Regions from separate parts of the Homo sapiens genome. Here region 2 is linked to region 1. Evidence: read pairs that join two places in POLR2A ChIA-PET (ENCODE). Cell type or tissue: GM12878. All regions are shown on one strand. Each heading gives the region's core, and the rest is flanking DNA. Links, peaks and the distances in the headings are about the cores only.

Region 1 (5,383 bases), core at 106-5,105:
GGTCTGAGAAGAGGCTGGAAGTGCTTCAGCATCAAAGGAACCTTAACACATCTGATTGCTAAGAGTTAAGGTCCATTCCTCTGCCACAGCCTGTTCGGTCCCCGGTGTGTGACCAAGGGCTGAGCTAACTTTCCTTCTCCTGTTAGAGCTGCCTCACCCTCTTTCTTCATCCAGTACCTCTCTTCTTATGCCAGCTGAGAAACAGCAGTGAAACCTTTGACTTTCTTGCTATTCCCCCAAGTAAATACTCAAGTCTTTTTAATTTAAAGGGCTTTAATGCTCACCACTCTGAGTAAAACAGTAAAAATCAACAAACATGTGGTAGTCACACTGTGGCATAAAATGATGATAGTTTGTAACTTTTGGGGAGATGAGGTAGAATGTGTGGAGGATCGGTCTCTCACATATTCTACCTCTCAGGTAGAGTCCTTTGGTTCATGACTGTGTGAGTCTACGGCTATATAGGTTCTGTGGGCCTGACTCAATGCATAGGACATTGGTATGACCTTGGGATTGGGGGCTGATGTGAAGTATTCATCTAACTATTGGGAAAAGCAGGGTTGCCAATGAGAATTGGAATATTTTAGGACTTTCTCTAGGCATACTGAAAACATCCTGACAGTTGACCTTTCTCTGACTTCTTTTCTAGGCTTCATCTTGGTCATTTATTCTTCTTTGAAACAATCAGACCACACCTGATTATGTTATCCTTTGAATGGATAATATTGGTTTTGATGAGGTTAGTAAACCTGGGTTATAACACCCGGGCTATAACCTGGGTTAGTAAAATACAAATTAAGCACTTACTGTGTGTCAGACATTGTGCTAGGCCTTTTGCATACTTTTTCATTTAACTTTCATTAGAAAATAGTGAGGTGGCTATTATTATCTACATTTTTCAGATGAGAATACTGTCTTGCAGAGAGATTAAGAAATTCTCCTAAGGGCACACAGGTCTAACTTCCAAACCATTCTATTATGATTATACCTTTCCTAGACTAAGGCGAGGGAATCTTGGTGAAGGTCAATGTGTCTAAATCTCTTAATTTTACTGTTTGCCTTAAAAGAGGCGTTTTCTCTTACCTCTGGGCTTATGTACATGCCTTCTTTCCACCTAGATTTCTCTCCCTCCTGCCCTCTCCCTGCCTCTCTTTTAGGCTTCTGTTTTTATGTGACTTCTTCTTGGACTGTCTGCCTGTGACTGTGTTCTGAAGGCATGGTTAGATGGGAACCTCAGGCTCCAGATTATGGTTTGTGAATTGCTTGGTGGATCATCTGTTTCCTTGAACTTTTTGAGGACAGAAACCATGTGCAGTGTTGTGCTGCTGAACTTAGCACAGGCCTGGAGTGTGGCATGTGCTCAATAAATAATTGTTACACAAATGAATGAACAACTTCAAAAAACTTCCTTTTGGACTACACATCCATATCTTCCTGAGAAGTGCAAGTAGTTCTCTCCTCTGCCGTAAGGGATGCTTCTGTGGAAAACTTTGAGAAGCACTCTTAGCTCTCTTCTTCCTTCTCTCCTCAGACTTGGGTTTCTCAGTTCTTTGGTTTCAAGGCAATGATTTAGGGCATGCTCCACAACTACCCAATTCCCCATCTGTCCACAACACTTAGCAGGATGAAGTAGACAGAGTATTGTACTAGAAATGAGATGACCTAGTTCTATCTGGGTTCCATGCTGTGGAATTTTCAACAAGTCATTAAAGCTTCCTGAGCCTCAGCTTCCTCAGCTCCATAATGGGTATAATAATCTGTTCCTCATTTCTTCAAGGGGTTGCTATTAAGATCAAATAAAATAAAAAATGTGCAATTGCTTTGCAATTGTGACACATGCGGAATCCGATACAGATGAAAACCTGGGAAGAGCATCAGTAAATTCTTAAGCCCCAAGCAGTCTCCTGAGCCCAAGATCAGAACTTCTGTCTCTTAAACATCTTCTCTAGACTCTCCAGACACGTGTCTAAAACTTAAGTCATCATCTCTGTTTCCGCTATGTATTGCTATTTAACAAGCTGCCACAATACCGTGGCTTAAAATAATAACAATGATTTACTTTGCCCACAGATTTGGGGGAAGACTGTTCATCCTGTCTCACTTTCATGTGCTTTTCATGTGCTTGCAATCAGATCATGGTGTGGCCTAGAGTCATGCAAGGCTCTTCACTCACAGGGCTACTGCCTGAACAGAGGGAGGCTCAAAGTGCTGGGTGGCTAGTGCCACTCAGCAGAAGCCTCCCAGAGTTGGTGTCCCAAGAGAAATAGGCAAATGCTGCATGGTCTTTTCTAAGCTAGCTTTGCAGGTCACACTTCCGGTGTATTCCATTCATTGAAGCCATCACCGAGCCTACTCAATTTCAAGGTGAAGGGGCACAAAGTCCATCATTTGATGAGAGGACCATCAAAAAATTTACAGACTTAAAAAAAAATACTACAATCCTTCTTCCCCCAAACCTACTGCTCCTCCACTGTTCCCCACCTCTATAAATGACATCTCCACTTGTCTAGTTGCTCAGGCCAGAATTCTAGGAGTCATCCTTGCTTCTTTTCTCTCCCTTGCTTCTCATGCCCAATGAGTAAGTCCTGTTAATTCTACTTTCAAAAATATCTCTCAAATATGTCCAATTCCATCCAGCCCCATGCTACCTATCTCAGATCAAGCCACCATTTTCTCTTATCACCAATTTCCACAATGATCCACTATCCTAACTGCTCTATTTACTGCATTCTCTCTAGCTAACCTGTTCTCTACCCTGCTGTCGGTATACATTTTCTAAAATGGTTCTCTGTTTGCATCACTCTTCTGCTTAAAATCTTTAGTGGCCACTGTGGGAAATGAGAAAGCAGAAGCTGTGAGCCTAAAGTTCACATTTCATAATGAGCTCACTTGCTACCCTCCTTAGTCTATGTCCTAGCCAGTGAGCTACTTCCTACTCCGCAAATGAATTTCATTTTTGTGTTTCTGGGCGTTTGATTCTTTTTCCCTCTTGTTGGAATATTCACTACCCCCAGTCGTCATCTTTCCCTGGTTTCATCCCACTTAGGCTAATTCCTCGTACAGAAGCCATTCTCAACCCCCAAATTCAAGTGAGGTGCTCCCTTTTATATGCCCTCTAAGCATTCCGTATTTTCCTTTTCCTAACACTTATCACCAATAGCGAAATCATCTGATTAATTTTGTTGATTCACTGGAATGAAGCTCAAGGGAAGGAGCCACATCTATCTATTGCACCCTTACAGAGCCAAGCACATAGTAACTGCTTACTGCATAGTTATTCGATGAGTGAATACATGAGGAAGTTCATGTACGCATGTATGCATGGAGGGATGGGTGGATGGAGGGAGGGAGCAAAGGAAAGAAGGAAGGAATAAATTTTGAGTCATTGTTTCAGTCAAGCTGGGGTCTCAGAGTAGCTCTTACTGGCCCTGATAAATTCTTTCTCCCATTTCCCACAGTGGCTATTTCAAACTTTCACCCTATCCTCAAGGCCCCTTACCTCAGTCCTCTGCCCTCTCAGCAAAGCATGTGCCTCCTTCTTTGCAGAAGAAATCGAAACTAGAGACCATTAGGCAGGAAGCCCTTCAACTTCCTGCCCACTATCTTCAAACTGGTAACTTTTCTCCACCACCAGCTGTCTTTCCTCCTTCTCTTTTCCCTCAGAGGATGAAGTGTCCCTCCTCCCAGTCAAGACCTGTGCCACTAACTCTGCTCTGAGTCCCACTAGCCCAGGCTCGTCAATCACCTCCCTTCTCTTCATGTCTTCCCTCCACTGAATCCTTTCCTTGGCCTACCATAGCTTAGGTCTTTCCCTACTTGAATAACAAAAACAAAATACTCTCTACTTTTTCATGACCCTTTACATACCGCCCTACCATTCTTTTTCCCATTCAAATTGCAACGTCTGAAGAGAAGAGTCTATTTTTATTGTTTCTCCTTCCTCACCTTCAGATTGCATTGCAGTGTTGCCCACTGAACTCATTATAGTTCCCATCTCAAAAAATAGTAGCCTGCTCAGCTTCTCACCAAGACACAAACCTGAGGTCTTGGTAGCTATTGCAAAATTACTTCCTAAAAAGGGTTGTACAGGCTTGTTAAATATTTAATCTTATGAGAGAGCTTCAGGTAACTCTGTCTCCACATCCTTAACACTCATCTTCTTTTCTTCCTTAAGAGTTTTACTAGAAACCATGTGTTTTGTTTTTATTATTTTTATTTTTCTCAATATATGAGGAAACCAAAGAAGCCAACCATGTGTCTTGTTTTATTGGAGTAACCGGAACTTACTCTTTAAAACCTTTCCCTTTCCTGGGGAGACTCTATGGTCCTGGGATTATGACTTCCTTTGATCTGAATTTTTTCCCGTTACAATTCTGTTTTTCTACAGACTAGAAACATGGGCGGGCACAGACAGGATCTGGTTCTATTTCTTCTTCTTTTTTTTAAAAGTGAAAGCGAGTTCATTAAGAAAGTAAAAGAATAAGATCCAACTTTGTTACTTTATCCCAATCATCCAGACATATCACCAAATACTTCCTGTTAGAATTAAATCAAAATAGTAGTTTTTTAAAAGGTTGCTTCAGCTACTTCCTAAAAAGTGGAATTGTTAAGAAGGCAAATCAAGATTTTATCAGCAGTTAATCACTTCTTTATTTCTCGGTAAGAAGTTACAGCCAACCATCAGGACAGCCTTTTTGGAATTGTTACACATGGGTGGTTAAGGAGGGAGAGAAGAAAGATACAATACTGTATGCTTACCTGTCATCAGCACTCATAATATACTGAAATTGGCTGAGCATGGTGGTTCACACCTGTAATCCCAGCACTTTGGGAGGCCGAAGCAGGTGGATCACCTGAGGTCAGGAGTTTGAGACTAGCCTGACCAACATGGTGAAACCCCGTATCTACTAAATACAAAAAATTAGCCCGGCGTGGTGGTGCATGCCTGTAATCCTAGCTACTTGGGAGGCTGAGGCAGGAGAATTGCTTGAACCTGGGGGGTGGAGGTTGCAGTGAGCTGAGATTGCACCACTGCACTCCAGCCTGGGTGACAAAAGTGAAACTCCATAAAAAAAATTATATATATATAAGTGATCTGTCTGGTGTTACTACCTGCCTCTGTCATCAGACAGTGGATTGTGCTATCTTCCTGAGTGTAAGTCTGAGACATCCTGGGGAGTCTGCCAAAGATGACCTAGCTCAGTACTTCTCAACCAGGGTGAATGTGGGAGAATTTTGTCCCTCAAGGGACATTTGGCAATATCTGGATACATTTTTGGCTGTCACAACTGGACAAGTGTTACTGGCACCTAGTGGGCAGATACCAGGAATGCTGGCAAACATCTTACAATGCACAGAACAGCCCCCTACAAAAAAGAATTAT
Region 2 (5,383 bases), core at 60-5,059, 68 kb after region 1:
GCCAAAGCATTTACTATTTACTGTGAGTCATTTAATAAGAAATTTAACTCTAATCCAGTATATCTCATGTGCACATTTGGGATAAAGTTAATAAAAATGAATATTAAAAACTTAGCCCCAAATAAATGGGTCCGATGGGCTTGATTTTTATGGAACTTGAGAAGGAGCGTTCTAGAAGGAGGCACAAATGCAGAGGTAAAGGGTTTCAAGTGTTCTTGGCAAGTTGTCTGTTGTACCTGAAACCTAGGGTTTATATTTAAGGCACTTCCATGTCCTCAGCTGGCAAGTGGGGAAAAGGGTCCCCACCACTTTCTTCCATAATATACCTCTTAGGGATACTATAAAGGCAAATCAGAGTACATTCTGCTTTTGGAGGGAGGAGAACTTGGACTCTGTGTTGTCATTTGCTCATTTTTCATTCATCCCATTCTGTTTTATTAATTCACTTGGGCAACAAGGATTTACTGAGCTCCTACTATGTCCCAGGTGGGTGTTAGGGATACTGTAGTGAATAAAACAGACACAGTCCCTACTCTTGGAAGCTTATAAGAGTGGGGGATTACAGGCATTGAACCAGAGTTGAACACGTGATGAATGATATGAAGGAGTGCGTTCATTGTCCATTGGAAGTCTGTGACAGGAAAACCCAACCTAAGTCAGGAGTCAGGAAAGTCTTCCCTATGAAAGAGATGTCAAAATGGAGACCAGAAAGATGGAAGTTGTTAGCTAGGCAAATAAAGAGTGGTTATAGCCTCTAAGGCTAGGGAACGTACATACTAATAGTCTAAGATAGAAAGACCCAGCAGTGCCAAATAATAAAAATAGGACTTTGACTGATGGGGATACAGTTTAAAAAGCAAACACAGACAAGATGTCTTTTCTTTCTGAGCCTAAATTTACCAAAAGAACTGTGGGGTCTGTAAGTTCTGTTCCTTCTGTACCTGAAAGAATACTGTAGCAAGATGCTAAAAGCACATATGAAAGTGTCAGGGCTAGGCAAAAAAATATAATACAATAAAACAAAAAGAGTTATCATTAGGTAGAAGCCCATCTTGTGAGAGGGTTGGCTAAATCCTACTATTAATAATTTTTGACCAAACTCCATAGGCCCATGTGAATCACTCATTTTTCGAAGTAGAATTACCCATGAAGGAAAGTGAGTTGGTGTTAACAGCTACAAATGTTTCCTCCCAGACTCTTTTAGTAAATAAGGGCTGGCTGAATCACAGACACACTGGAAAACACTCATCTAGCAGGATGTTTCAGGAGCAGGGACGCCACTCGAGGGGTTTTATGAACCACTTTAAAGCCCCCACTTATTTTTCCACCTTGTGCTTATGTGAGGGTGATCTCAAGTACCCCCTCCAGACCCCAACACTCACACACTCAGGTATTGCGTCATCATTCTTTATGTGGGTTGTGGGGTATAAGGGTCTCTTCCTGATGAAGTTTTGGTTCCACTCCTCATGACTGAGTGTGCATAAAACCACTCAGCCTCTCTCATCTACCCCTCCCTTTTCCTCTTCCTCTTTCTCCTTCTATGTTCTTTCGTTTATTTTATTTTTTTATTTTTTTATTTTTTTGGTTATTCCCTACCTCTCTTATATCCCTCTTTCTCCTCCCCCAATCAACTCCAAGTTCTGAAAGCAACCATGGCGCAAAGAGTGTGCAAGGTTAGGTGGGGAAGGAGTGCATGGGAGCCATTTTGGGGAGTGGTGGCGATGGGTTATGGCCTGAAAATGGGATTTTTTATTCTTTTTTTCTCCCTATCAAAGTTGGTCTTTAAAAATCAACACTACGCTAGCAATTTTTAATCTTGTTTTGAATCTCAGATCCCTTTAAGAGATGGCATTTATGGATGTGCTCCCAGAAAAATATGTATACGCTCATCTATACAACTTTTTATACAAAAGTCTGGAAGTTCATACTTGCACATATGGCTTTAAATTTTTTCTCATTTCTTTATACACAGAAGTTTAGGTTCAGGATTCAAGAAGTTACTCTTTTAGGTACTGTGCCTACAAGTCAGGTATGTAGCCACCAAAGGGGTCACATTATCTAGACAGTCAGGCATCCATAAGTGTGGTGGAAGAAAATCCAACATGCTTCCCAGTATATTAATGTAAAAACAACCACCACCACCACAATAACTATAATGTTCCTCATGTCATCAAGCAGCAGGGGAGAGCACTCTGTTTTAAGCTTAATATATTCGCAATATTTTAAAAGACAAATGCCTAATTGCCTTTCTCACTTTTCCTCAACAATTAAGAATTTCAATCACTCTAGGCCAGATTTTAGCCCAGATAGACTTCTTTTTCTTCTTCCCCAATCACTGAATCTCTAGTCTACTATTAGCTGAGCCCTTTACTGAGCAACATGGGGATTTCGGGGTATTTTGGTGACAAGAATATTTGGGCCAGTGTGTCCAATTTTCCAATAGCTCATCTTAGCCACAAGTCAGTTGTGAAAGAGTCTCTTCTAGGTAGCTGCATTACTTAAGCTGATGGTTCTATTTTACTCTCTGACTTTCTTATCAGCTAGAACAATCTATGCTCTCTTTGAGTCATGGGCTCCTTCTTTTATGAACACTAGCTTATGGTTAAGTTCAGATATATATATATGTGTATGTATATATATATGTATGTGTGTGTGTATATATATATATGTGTGTGTGTGTGTGTATATATATATATATATATATATATATATATATATGACAAACCTAATAACCTAAATAAGAGGCTTTGGTCAGGTATTATGGTTTTCAGCATTCATTCATTGAACAGATATTTATTAAATGCCTCCTATATACTAAGCACATAGCACCTGTTTGTAGGTCTTGGGGTCAAAATAGTGAACAAAATGAAGTTCTTCCTCTTGAGGCTTTTGCATTCTAGTGGGAGAGACAAAAATAAAACAAACAAATATACAGTATAATATAATGCAGTGATAAGTGCAGAAAGAAACACAAAGCTATTTTAGATAGATGGTCAGAGGAGGCCTCTTGGAGGAGAAACTGTTTTGAGCAGATACCTAAAATAAAGTGAAAGAATGAGCTACCCAGGTATGGAAGGGAAGAAATTCTTCAGAGAGAGGAACAGCAAAAGCAAAAGTTCTGAGACAGGAATGTTCTTGGTGGGTTTAAGAAACAGCCAGGAGCCAGTGTGGCCGTAGCACAGTGAGCAAAGAGGAGGGCAGGAAATGGAGTTGGAACAGTGCCACGGACTGGGCATGCAGGGCCTTTGAAGCCATATCAATAATGGACTATGGTTTTATTCTATCGGTGCTAGAAAGCCACAGAAATTTAAAAGCAGGAGAGAGACAAAATAGGACATGGTTTTTAAAGATGATTCCATCTATTGTATGAATGCAGGGAGATCAGCTGGAAGAAGACGGCAGTACCCAGGCCTGGGATGATGGTGGTGGAAATGCAGGAGGTGAAAAGGGTTCAGATACCAGACATATTTTGAAGTCAGAGCCAGGAGGATTTGCTGTTAAAATGAGTGTGGAGTATGGCTGGGCACAGTGGCTCATGCCTGTAATCCCAGCACTTTGGGAGGCCGAGGCGGGCAGATCACTTGAGGTCAGGAGTTCGAAACCAGCCTGGCCAACATGGTGAAACCCCGTCTTTACTAAAAATACAAAAAATTAGCAGTGCATGGTGGCAGGCACCTGTAATCCCAGCTACCCAGGAGACTGAGGCAGGGGACTTGCTTGAGCCCGGGAGGCAGAGGTTGCAGTGAGCCGAGATCGCAACATTGCACTCCAGCCTGGGCGACAGCACAAGACTCCATCTCACAGAAAAAAAAAAATTGAGTTTGGAGTATGCGAGAAAGAAAGGAATCAAGGATGTTTCCAGTGTTTTGGCCTGACAAATTGGCTGAATTATAATGTTTGCAGAAGGTGTTCTGGAACCAAGAGTTTGTTTGCTAAGTTTGAAATGCCCTTTAGACCTCCAAGTCCTGTCTTGTGTAGGCAGTTGGGAGTGCAGTGAAGGTTTTGGTTGGGAGATATAACCCTGTAGCATCCCAGAAATATGTCAGACTGTGCAATTGGGTGAGAAACTGGATGAGTGTGGATGAGAATGAGAACTCCGAGTACTGAGATGCTCCAGTATTTAGAAGTCCAGAAGAGCAGAAGGCTCCTGCCAAGAAAACTGAGCAGAGGCAACCTATATAGGATAGGAGAAAAACCGGGAGAGTATGTTGTTCCCTGAGCCAAATGATGACAGCGTTTGAAGGAGGGATGGATGAACTATGTCAAGTACCCCTGAGAAAGCAAGTAAGATAAGAACTTTGACTTGGCTTAGTGGAGTAGACAGTGACCTTGACAAAGGTGGTTCCAGCGAGCAGTGGGGAAGAACACCTGTTTATAGTGGGTCCAAGGAAAAATGGGTCTGGAAATGGGAAAAGAAACTATAAACACACATTAAAGCACTTTGCTGTAAAGGAAAACAGAAATGGAGAGGTATCTGGGGATGGACCTGGGATCAGGGGAGATAGTTTTAATATAAGGAAACTACAAGTTTATATGTTGTGTATTGATGGAAATAACCTAGTAAAAAAAAACCTGATAATGTGAGGGACAGAGGCAATTGCCGAAACAAAGCCTTGAAGTAGGTGAGTGCTCCGTGGAGGAAGAGGCTCGACTTAAGTGGGAATGTAGACCATCCATCCAGGTAGGTAGGTTGATTTAGTGGTGGTAATAAGTGGAAGTTCTCTTTTTGTGTTTTCTATTTTATACTTCAGTGAAACAAAAAGCAAAGTCGTCACATGAGAGAGGAGGGGGAAAGGCAGGTTGTGGGTTTGAGGAGAGAGGAGGTGTGAAATAATCAGCAGCAGGAACCCTCATAGTGGTTTGAAAGGCTCTTGGTATTTTTTTTTTTAACCTTGTTGTTGGCTCAGCTTTTTTGGAAAAGAGAAATACAGTAATATCTCACTGTCGACATTATTAACTATCTCAGGGTGTTTGGAGAGAGAGGATTCCACAGTTTGAACACTGGGCTTATCACTTCCTGACTCCACATTCCTCAGATTTTTCTGTTTTCCTCATGATCTGAAATGCTTCCTGGGCTCATGAGCTCAGAATCACTTTTATTTGCTCTCCATCCTTCATCCTGTATATTCAATGGTGGAAAAAACCCTGGTAGAGGAATTAGCAGAACTGAATTCTAATCCTGACTCTGCCACTTACTAGTTAGGGAAGCCATTTAACTTCTCTGTGCTTTTTAGATGCCTGAACAATAAATCTGAGTTGATAAAGACCCAGTACTCTAGTTAATCTATACAACTCTATCCTAAGTAATTTGAAGATTTCTATTGACAGTTTTGAAGTATTGAGAATATAGTGGGGATCCTCAAGGCAGTTCTTATAGACCACG

What was found. Peaks named below come from ENCODE experiments on the same cell type or tissue, not always from the same donor. Only the 100,000 strongest peaks of a DNase experiment are listed, where the experiment ranks them.
Region 2: POLR2A ChIA-PET joins it to region 1 with 15 read pairs; 4 of 35 experiments call an interaction of 5 or more read pairs at or near these places.

The regions. Positions count from the first base shown.
Region 1 is chr1:160,705,780-160,711,162 of GRCh38, reverse strand. The region is part of intron 1 of CD48 (CD48 molecule); the gene reads left to right. Among named protein-coding and RNA genes, the nearest start is that of CD48, 3.4 kb to the left of the region's middle. RefSeq lists an enhancer at 2,369-2,438. In GM12878, for the core only: no CTCF peak of the experiment used is centred there; a DNase peak (open chromatin) is centred at 2,148; H3K4me3 peaks cover 4,911 bases; H3K27ac peaks cover 5,000 bases.
Region 2 is chr1:160,637,661-160,643,043 of GRCh38, reverse strand. The region is part of intron 1 of SLAMF1 (signaling lymphocytic activation molecule family member 1); the gene reads left to right. Among named protein-coding and RNA genes, the nearest start is that of SLAMF1, 6.7 kb to the left of the region's middle. RefSeq lists an enhancer at 2,315-2,474. In GM12878, for the core only: no CTCF peak of the experiment used is centred there; no DNase peak of the experiment used is centred there; H3K4me3 peaks cover 4,700 bases; H3K27ac peaks cover 4,727 bases.